Linked DNA regions of Homo sapiens: region 2 is linked to region 1. Evidence: chromatin contacts called from ENCODE Hi-C or POLR2A ChIA-PET data. All regions are on one chromosome and are shown on one strand. The core of a region is the stretch at or near the end of the contact, and the rest is flanking DNA. Distances in the headings are between cores, read along the strand shown.

What was found. Hi-C counts contacts between places; a loop is a spot of excess contacts on that map. ChIA-PET counts read pairs that join two places held with the same protein, here RNA polymerase II (POLR2A). Pooled maps may share reads with other maps.
Region 2: a loop to region 1 is called in a pooled map, with 3 times the contacts of the local background. The contact joins two enhancer-like sites. A Hi-C loop is called at or near these places in 5 of 168 maps with a recorded cell type or tissue (K562, dorsolateral prefrontal cortex, naive thymus-derived CD4-positive, alpha-beta T cell and 1 more) and 9 of 50 pooled maps. POLR2A ChIA-PET finds 5 or more read pairs at or near these places in 7 of 52 experiments (AG04450, CD4-positive, alpha-beta T cell, GM12878 and 4 more).

The regions. Positions count from the first base shown.
Region 1 is chr2:55,131,487-55,136,684 of GRCh38, forward strand. It overlaps a transcript of RTN4 not described here. Among named protein-coding and RNA genes, the nearest start is that of RTN4, 84 kb to the left of the region's middle. RefSeq lists enhancers at 2,174-3,086, 2,388-2,577, 2,407-2,701. Within about 2 kb of position 2,430, at least 23 of the 41 ENCODE cell types and tissues checked have a DNase peak (open chromatin) inside an H3K27ac peak, as active enhancers do.
Region 2 is chr2:55,172,612-55,177,809 of GRCh38, forward strand. It overlaps CLHC1 (clathrin heavy chain linker domain containing 1), which reads right to left. Exons shown (of 13, transcript NM_152385.4): 12 at 4,991-5,170; 13 at 1-3,375. The coding sequence ends at 3,179. Among named protein-coding and RNA genes, the nearest start is that of CLHC1, 57 kb to the right of the region's middle. Within about 2 kb of position 3,125, at least 2 of the 41 ENCODE cell types and tissues checked have a DNase peak (open chromatin) inside an H3K27ac peak, as active enhancers do.

The DNA.
Region 1 (5,198 bases), core at 1,180-3,679:
CGTGAGCTACTGCACCCAGCCTAAAGTATTTTTTAATACTTTTTAAAGCCCCAAACATTCTTTTACCGGTTTGAACAAACCAGTGGTAAAAGATATCAGAAAAACTGAAAACATTGGCAGGGCACGGTGGCTCACACATGTAATCCCAGCACTTTGGGAAGCCGAGGTGGGTGTATCACCTGAAGTCAGGAGTTCGAGACCAGTCTGACCAACAAGGTGAAACCCTGTCTCTACTAAAAATACAAAAATTAGCCGGGCGTGGTGGTGTGCACCTGTAATCCCAGCTACTTGGGAAGCTGAGGCAGGAGAATTGCTTGAACCCAGGAGGCGGAGGTTGCAGTGAGCCAAGATGGCACCATTGCACTCCAGCCTGGGCAACAGAGCGAGACTCCATTTCAAAAAAATAATAAAATCTGAAAACATTATTACATATTTCTTTTTTTATTACATGATATTTTAACAATTACTGTTAACTGTGTTGGTTGTGCTAATGGTATACCATGTTTTATCAGAAGTCCTTATGTGTTAAATATCTGCTCAAGTATTTATGGGGGGAATGATGTGACACCAGAAATTTGCTTTAAAAACATTAGAACTGGCAACAAAACAAAGTAGAAGCTGGAGGAAATCGGTGAAACAAGAATGGCAGTACGTTAATTGCTGAAGCTGGGTGATGGGAATATGGGGATTCATTACACTATGCTCTCCACTTTTATGTGTGTTTGAAACTTTTCGGCCAGGCGCAGTGGCTCATGCTTGCAATCCCAGCACTTTGGGAGGCTGAGGCGGGCGAATCACCTGAGGTCAGGAGTTTGAGACCAGCCTGGCCAACAGGGCGAAACCCCGTCTCTACTAAAAATACAAAAATTAGCCGGGTGTGATGGCACACATCTGTAATCCCAGGTACTCTGGAGTCTGAGGCAGGAGAATTGCTTGAACTTAAGAGGCAGAGGTTGCAGTGAGCCAAGATGGTGCCACTGCACTCCAGCCTGGGCAACAGAGTGAGACTCTGTCTCAAAAAAAAAAAAACCTTTTAAATTAAAAGGCAAGAGTGATGGTTCATGCCTATAATCCTAGCACTTTGGGAGGCCAAGGGAGGCAGGCTGCTTGAGCCCAGGAGTTTGAGACCAGCCTGGGCAACATGGTATACCCCTGTCTCTACAAAAAATACAAAAATTAGCCGGGCATGATGGTGCATGTGCCTGCAATTCTAGCTACTTGAGAGGCTGACGAGGGAGAATCACCTGAGCATGGGAGGTGGAGGCTACAGTGAACCGAGGTCTTGCCACTGCACTCCAGCCTGGGCCACAGAGTGAGACCGTCTCTCAAAAAAAAAAAAAAAATTGAAAATTAAAAATAAATATACCGATCATTTTAGGAATTAGTTCTCACTCTCCAGTTTTGTTGTTGTTTTTTTTAATTATTATTATTTTTAAAAAACATGGCCGGGTGTGGTGGCTCACACCTGTAAATCCTGTACTTTGGGAGGCCGAGGCAGGTGGATCACTTGAAGCCAGGAGTTCAAGATCATCCTGACCAACATGATGAAACCGTGTCTCTACTAAAATACAAAAATTAGCCAGGTGTGCTGGTGGGTGCCTGTAATCCCAGCTACCTGGGAGGCTGAAGCAGGAGAATCACTTGAACCCAGGAAGCAGAGGTTCCAGTGAGCTGAGATCACGCCACAGCACTACAACCTGGGCAGCAGACTGAGACTCTGTCTCAAAAAACTAAAACTAAAAATAAAAAAATTTGTGGGTACATAGTAAGTATATTTATATATGGGGTTCATAAGATGTGTTGATACAGGCATGCAATGTGAAATAAGCACATCATGGAGAATGCGGTGTTGTCTTTTGCTTGTTTACTTTTTATTTTTCAGTTTATTTGTTCCCTCTCCCTGCCTTTTTTTTACTTGCAAAAGCAATAAATACTTGTAAAAATTGTCAGAAAGGTATAAATCTACTTCCCAATAATACGGGAGGACTGTGTCATGTGTATTTCTTGTAACCTCCTCCTTATGCAGGATACTGCCCACACCGGTATGTGTTCAGTTCAATTCCGTTAGAACTACTGTTCCTCACAAGGCTGTAAGGTACCCTTGAGGTGTCTAGTCCAATTCCTCCATTCTATGGAGGGAGAAACTGAGGCCCTGAGAAGAAGGGAAACTTAGTTAGGGACCCTGAGCTGGTTAAGTGACAGAACCATAAATAGCTCTCACCGTCCTTAACATAGCCCCTGCCAGATAACCCCTAAGGAGACCCAGCAGCCACACGGCTGATAAAGCCACTGCTTGTCAAGATGTCACAGGGTGAACCCCAAAATTGGGGTTCAGCCCAGGAAGTCATGTGGGTTCTTGGCTCCAAACAGGAAGAGCGAGCCAAGAGAGCAAAGTGAAAGCAAGTTTATTAAGTAAAGGAATGAAAGGGTGGAGAGTCCACAGGCAAAGCAACCCCAAAGGCTGCTGGTTGGCTATTTTGATGGTGATTTCTTAATCACATGCTAAACAAAGAGTGGATTTTCATGAGCTTTCTGGGAAAGGGGTGGGGAATTTCCACAACTGAGGGTTCCTCTCCCTTTCAGACCATATATGGTAACTTCCAGACGGTTGCCATGGCTTTTGTAAACTGTCATGTCGCTAGTGGGCATTTCCTTTAGTATGCTAATTTATTATAATTAGTGTATAACGAGCAGAGAGGACAACCAGAGATTGCTTTTGTGGTCACGTGGGTTTTGATTGATTTTCACTTGCCTCTTTACCGCATCCTGTTTTATCTGTGGGGTCTTTATGATTTGTATCTTGTGAACTCCTATCTCACTACCATCAGCATTCCCCTCTTCCCCCCACTCCTCCTGACCTCTTGACAGAAGCTGAGGAAATGGGAAAGCAGATCCTAGACTTGGAGAAGGTCTGTGTGGGGTCCAAGGCCACTCAGTAATAAGACTCCCCCAGGTCCAAAGTCCAGAGACAGCCCCCAGACTCACTCCATCTCTCAGAGGCTGATGCCCACCCAGCAGGCATTCACCTTAGCTCAGAGCAGCACCAATTTCCTGCATGCAGTCAATAAAGTGCAGTTTGCTTCCTGACATAAACAGCTGTTCTCAGAAAGCAAATATGCAAAGAGAATATTATTCTTCAAGTTTAAATGAGGAAGAAGAAAGGGTGGGTGAAGCGGGAGGTGGGAGCTTACACAGAGTTCTAGGTTTATAATCTAATTCTCCAGAGCCAGCCTCTGACCTGCAGCCCCCTGAGTGCCCAAGCTTTTTGGGCCCACCGAAAAGGGCTCTTGAGGCAACTCAAAACCGCTTCAGAAGTAAATGCGAGGAGTTACTTACTCAGGGTTTGCCCAGTCCTGAGGAGGAAACAATTCTGATCGGGGCTTCACTAGAGGGTCTAGATCTCTGCTGTCCAACATAGTAGCCACTTGTCACATGTGTCTGTTGAGCACTTGAAATGTGAGTCGGAAGTGAGCTGGGCTGTAAGTGTAAAATGCACATAGCACCAGGCATGGTGGCTCACACCTACAATTCCATTTGGGGAGGCCAAGGGGGAAGGATCACTTGAGGCCTAGAGTTCAAGATCAACCTGGGCAACATAGTGAGACTCCATTTCTATTAAAAAAATGTTTTTAATGCACATAAGATTTCAAAGATGGCACAAAAATAATAGTTTTAAAATCTCACTAGTAATTTTTATATTGATTATATGTTTGTTTTTTTGGTTTTTTTTTTTTTTTTTGAGATGGAGTCTTGCTCTGTCACCCAGGCTGGAGTGCAGTGGCTCAATCTTGACTCACGGCAACCTCCGCCTCCCAGGCTCAAGCAATTCTCAGGCCTCAGCCTCCTGAGTAGCTCGATTACACGTGCACACCACCATTCCTGGCCAATTTCTGTATTTTTAGTAGAGATGGGATTTCACCATGTTGGCCAGGCTGGTCTCAAACTCCTGGTCTCAAGTGATCTGCCCACCTCAGCCTCCCAAAGTGCTGGGATTACAGGCGTGAGCCACCATGCCCAGCCTCAATTATACGTTTAAAAGATAACATTTTCAATATATGGTGTTAAAACATTTAAATCATTCTGCTTCTTTTTTTACACTTTACTGAAGTATAATTGGCACACAATAAACTGCACAACTTGGTAAGTTTTGACATGTGTATATACAATACCATGAAGCCATCATCACAATTAAGATAATGAACATCTCCGTCAACCCCAAAAAGTTTTCTCATGCCCTGCTGTAGTCCTTCCTGCCAATCCCCCATCCCTAATTACTGATCTGCATATGGAGTTTGCATTTGCTAGAATTTTATGTGAATAAAATTATACAGTAATATATATTTTTTACTGCTTTAACTTAGTTTAATTATTGTGAGGTTCATTCATGTTGTTGCATGTATCAGTAGTTCATTCCTTCTTATTGCTGAGTAGTATTCTATTATATATCATAGTTTGTTTATCCACTTGTTAGAGCAGTTAGCTAGGCAGATATGAGCAAGGCAGGAGAGGGCCCCCACCTCCAGGCATGTTAGGTGACCAGCAGGTGGTTGTTAAACTGTCTCTCTAAAATAATAATTGGTCACAGCCAGTGCCAGAGCTTAAAGGCAGTCTCCCAATAGATAGAAAACACCTAAAGCTGGTGATCAGCCGCTTCCTGATAAGATCTCAGAAGTTGGGTGAGTGGGCTCAAGCATGTACACTAAGAAGCAACAGGGCAAAGTTTCACTGGTCTATAACCTTCCTCCAGGAACACTCAACTGATAAGGGAAGAATACCTCAAGTGAGCATGTGCAAAACTTCAATAAACACCTGTGCACACGGCCCCTTCCAGGTGCTGGCAGGCAACTGTGCATACAGACAGCCCACCCCAAGGGAAGAATCAGGGGAGCAGAGACACAAATCCCAGAACCATGCCAATTATAAAACCCCAAGTCAAAGGCTAAACAGCATACTTGGACTCAAGTCGCCCGCTTGGCCCTCTTCCAAGTGTACTTTACTTCCTTTTGTTCCTGCGCTAAAACTTTTTAATAAACTTTCACTCTTGCTCTGAAGAGTCTCTCACCACACCTTATGTCCCTCAGATGAATTCTTTCGCCTGAGGCGGCAAGAATCAAGCTGCCACAGACCCATATGGATTCACTGCTGCTGATACATTCACCTCTTGCTGGGCATTGGTTTGTTTCCAGTTTGGGTCTACT
Region 2 (5,198 bases), core at 1,875-4,374, 42 kb after region 1:
AGCTTTATACACCGAACATTTGTTAAATGCCATTTTTTTCTGAGAAAGAATGGAAGAAATGTATGAGCTTTCTATGAAATGTACAAAGTTAAAAAAAAAAAAAAAGGCCTCTGCTATGATTTTTGACTTAACATATGCTTTAGCAATCCAACAGAATTCCAGGCACCTAAAAAGTAACAGGTTTTCACCTTTTAAAGTTAAAAAAGTGATTAATTTAATGGTCATTTCTTAGTTAATTCAGGATTTAGGAAAAGTTCTAAATATTAAAAAAATTTTTTTCATTAGACTAGACTTCTGTTCAACATCTCTAAACCTTTCCAAATGAATGAATTTAATAGAAATTCATTTTGATACATGCTTGACTATAATAAACAAAAATGTAACTAGTTACAATTAAATCTTTCAGACCTTGGAAGAAATATCTTCCTTTCCTCACTGGTATGGTAGAAAGAAAACCTAATATGAAATCAGAGAAACTTAGTTCATCATGACCCTTGCTTTGCAACTGCTATGTAAAGCAATCAATGGCAAGAGGAAAAAAGGAGAGAAGACACGCTCAAGACAGCAAGACCTAATAGAACACATGAACGTTGGTTAAATCTTCATTGGAACAATTCAAATGTTAAAAGGCATTTTTAGCAACTGGTGAAATTTGAATATGGACTGGCTATTAGATAATGCTAAGGAATTATTATTAGTAACTTTTAAAATACGTTGTGTGTTTCCATTAAGGTTGTAATCTTGCTAGCAGAAATTGTGTGCAAAACAGGTATTCGGTAGATGTTGTTGATGCTGATGTTGAATTGTAGTATTTGAAATTTAGGCTGAAGGTCAAGAAGCATTGGGAAATAATTTGTACCTTTTCAGAATTACTGAATTTTAGAGTTGGAAATGACAAGAGGAGGTATCTAGTCAAAATAAATTTATCTTAAGCATGAGGAAAAGGACACATAGCTAGACAGTGGTGGGGCTGGTCTAGAATGCAGGTTTCTGTGCTGAGGCCCAGATTATACCTCCTTCAGTGTAGCTTACATGGAGGCTCTTATAGCTTCAAAGCCCTCTGTAGCTCACAACTCAATTCTTTCTCCTTCCTCATTTAACTTTGTAATCTTGCTCTTCCTCCCAACTCCATTTTCCATCACCAGGCATTTTAATTTATATTCACTTGACAACTTTTACTTTCCTTGGGAAAGCTGCCAAAGGCAATGCTAACTGAGAAGGAGTAATAATGAGAAAAGGAAAAACAAGGCAAAATTAGAATAACAACAACAACCGCTGTTTAAGCTTTCTCTAGATTTATATACCTACTTTATCCTCCTGGCTTTCATGAAGACATTTTTTTTTCTAAGCTCTGTCAATGGACACATAATAGCTTTCTATCAATCATATAGGTCTCAAAGGAAAAAAAAAAAAAAAAAGGTTTTAAGCCGTTGGCACACAAAGAACCAGTGCTGCCGAAATACCTCTCCCTTTCCATTCCTTTTTTCCATCCTTTATCTGCTCTTTTCAACAGCCTGTATGAAGGCCAAAAATCAAAATATTATTTTGATAAGGCTTTTAGTAATAAATTGCTTTTTAAACTATGCACATGTATTACTTTAAAAATGCTACGTTTTAGAAAGCTGAATTATAATTATCCAGTATTCTATTTAGCACCAAATGGAAAAATTAAAAACTCAGCTTGAATGCTTCTGAATTTATAAGATAAGCCAGGCAACCCTAATACAAGTGTGGACAGATAACTTAATCTCAGCAATAAGTTGTACCAATATATCAAATACTTTAAAGAAGGATAAACATATAAATACAAATGAGTAGACATATGGGATTTAGTAAGTACAAACTAAGTAGAGAAATGTGTGTTTCTGGGGCCGATTACAAAGGAATTACAGCTATCTTTTCCTAAGTTCCTCTATCATGTTATACACTTACACTACACATACATTATCACTAATCCTCACAACAAGCCTAAGGAAGACTGCCCATATTTTATAAGTGAGTAAGAGGTAGGACCAGAATTTTAATATGAAGCTGTCTGACTCCCCGTTCATCTTCTTTCCACTATAACATAAAAATACATATTCAATTTAAATTTAGGATGGGAAAAGTTATGCTCTTTGCTCTTATTCTAATAGCAGATCATTTTCATTTTTTACTTGAAATTTTTTTTTCTTTTTTTAATAACAGAGACGGGATCTCACTGTGTTACCTAGCTGGTCTCAAACTCCTGGGCTCAAGCGATCCTCCTGCCTCGACCTCCCAAAGTGCTGGGATTACAGACATGAGCTACCTTGCCCAGCCAGCAGCTCATTTTAACCATGTTCCATGGTCAAGGATGACATTTAGCTAGTAAGCTCTGGTGTGGCATAAGGGCTAAAGGCTGTTCTGATTAATTAGGTATCTGTTCTGCTTGATTTGTGCCCATGCCATACTAATCATTAAATATTTTTAATATTACACCTGTCCATGGCACAGAACTTTCAGAGTTTTCAATCAAATACTTATTCAGACACTTGAAATAATCCAAAACCACTTCTTATGACATATTTTCCATACCTATAGGTATCACAGGTCTACTTCTATGCAAAATTCGACTGGTCTTCTCTCTAAGTAATAACATGCCAAGAGTCCCAGCTTTTATACTAGAAGCCTAAGCTTTGCCATATTTATATATATCAAAGCATGGGGCGCATCTTTAAATCAGCAGTACAAAATTACTATACTCTAGGTTTTTGCCAGCAAGTCCAACCTTGAAATGATTTCCTGCTTTTCTGGTCAAGTCAGGCTTGTAGCATTTCATGTTTGGGAAGACAGTCTAACACACAGGATACTACCCACACCTTCCTCAGTTCTTGCTATCATATTACATCACCAGAAAGTAATATATCTGGACATTAGCTTATGTCCTTAGATAAAAATGCCCTACACTGTTTCACACAAAGTTATAATCTTGGATTTTATCAAGATTCAATATAAGAAATGACCATATGGGGAAAAGGAAGCAATAGTATAAATATTTCAAAGACAAATCTAAATGTCATCATAACAAAAGTGTGATTTATTTCTGAGATCTTCTTACTCTAGATTTATTTATAAGTTAGTTACGTTAAAATCAGTTTTTCCCAACCAGCATACATAAGGTGTTGTACAAGCTCCCTCAGCTGGTTAAGATATAGAACTACCAAAACACATGTTCCATTAGGTTGACTGCGTCATCCTCTTCAGAAATTTCTGTAACTGCAGCCTGAGATCGAAGAATAGACGTGATGTCATTAGATAATTTGTCAAAGCCATTCTGTGAACATATATTTGCCACTTCTTGCCACTTTTCTATGGAGCAAAAGGAATCATTTATCATAAGACTTTCTACTGCATCTGTGGGGAAAAAATACAATATTATAGTATGGCACTTATTTGATAATCTATACTTTAGTGATTCTTCAAAAATAGAAAAGGACATAATTTCAACTCAGTTACTGTTAAACTCTACCTGATTCCCCTAAGATTAATGATATAACATGCAGTGCTCAGTCAAGCTCATGGTAAGTACTCGTGTTAGTTCCTTCTCCTCCTCCCTTATCATTAACCTCTTCATGTCTCAATTCAACCCTCTACCACTTCTCACATTTCACATCTCCACTCATCTCCTTCTTGTTAAGGCAGCAGATGTTGAAGGCTATAAGGCAGGAGCTCAGAAAGTGATGAATGTGGGCTCATCCTTATTCACAGAGTCTATAAGGCACCACTAGAAACTATGAAATAACTGTAAACCTATAGGTCAAGTTTTCATGATTTCAAACACTTATATAAATGCCTTAGTGGAGCTAACCCAAGGACTGAAGAAACTCTTTGACAAACTCTTTATCCTGTCTCTAGCTGGAGAACTCTTAATGATGGGGCTTCTATAACAAATATTTTTCTTAAGGAAATAAAATCATTTTGTTTGTTAAAGAAATTTAATATTATTTACTTTTAAAAATATCTTAGTGATCTATCAATTTATGGAACTCATTTCTTATCTATTACCTGCATTACTTATGGTACTTCATAAAAGAGGATCACTTTTTAGAATACTGTCATCACTATAATTTTATTTCTACCATAATTATTATTTTTATATGAAAATATTTTAGTTGATATCTGTAATGATAATTTCAAAATATAAAGTTATCTTCCAAAATATGTTTTCAAGTAATTTAAAATGAAGTTGTCTGTTCAACTTCCTATATTAAATTAATGAAAAGAAAATAAAAGTGAGTTTTAATTATTCTCTCTCTCATTTTTTTTGAGGCAGTGTCTCACCCAGGCTGGAGTGCAGTGGCACAGTCACGGCTCACTGTAGCCTTGAGCTCCCTGGGCTCAGGCGATCCTTCCACCTCATCCTCTCAAGTAGCTGGGACTACAGGTGCATGCCACATGTGGCTAATTTTGGTATCTTTTTCATAGAGACACGGTTTTGCCATGTTGCCCTGGCTGGTCTTGAACTCCTGAGCTCAAGCGATCCACCCGCCTCAGCCCCCCAAAGTGCTGGGATTACAGGGGTGAGCCACTGCACCCAGCCTAATTAGTTATTCTCTAATTCACAGCAGAGTTAGGTTCAGAGTGAATAACATATGTAAATACACATACATTTGGTTTAGGAATTAAAACATATAGTTTATATCTACATAACATTTAAAATACATATAAAAGCTAAATATACACATATGTCAATATATACAAAGTTTTTAGTGTTAGTGATCATAATTATTGTAATATTCCCCTCAAGCTTCATAAAGATACTCCCTTCATTCTAATTCTCTCAAGAAATATATCCTATTACCAATAGATTATTATTTACATGGCAATCTTTACATTTATAAACTCCTAAAGTTAACTCTTGCTAAGAAGGAACTCTTAGGGAAATTTGAGTTAACTCATGCATAACCATCTTGAACCTCTCCCTAGATAACCCACTACTATTTCTCCCACAACATTTTATTCTACTTACCTATCCCACCTTTATTGATTTCTTGAAGTAGCTTAATGCCAACTTTTTTCATGTCTGCAGAGAACAGATGAAGTATAGCAAGACCAAAAGATAAAGATGGTTGTTTCTCATTCAACTCTTTAGTGAGACACTGAATTAATTCAACTTGGGGACATGACATTAATAGCTGCAACAGGTCATCTGAAGGCAAAAATGAAAAAGTTTATCT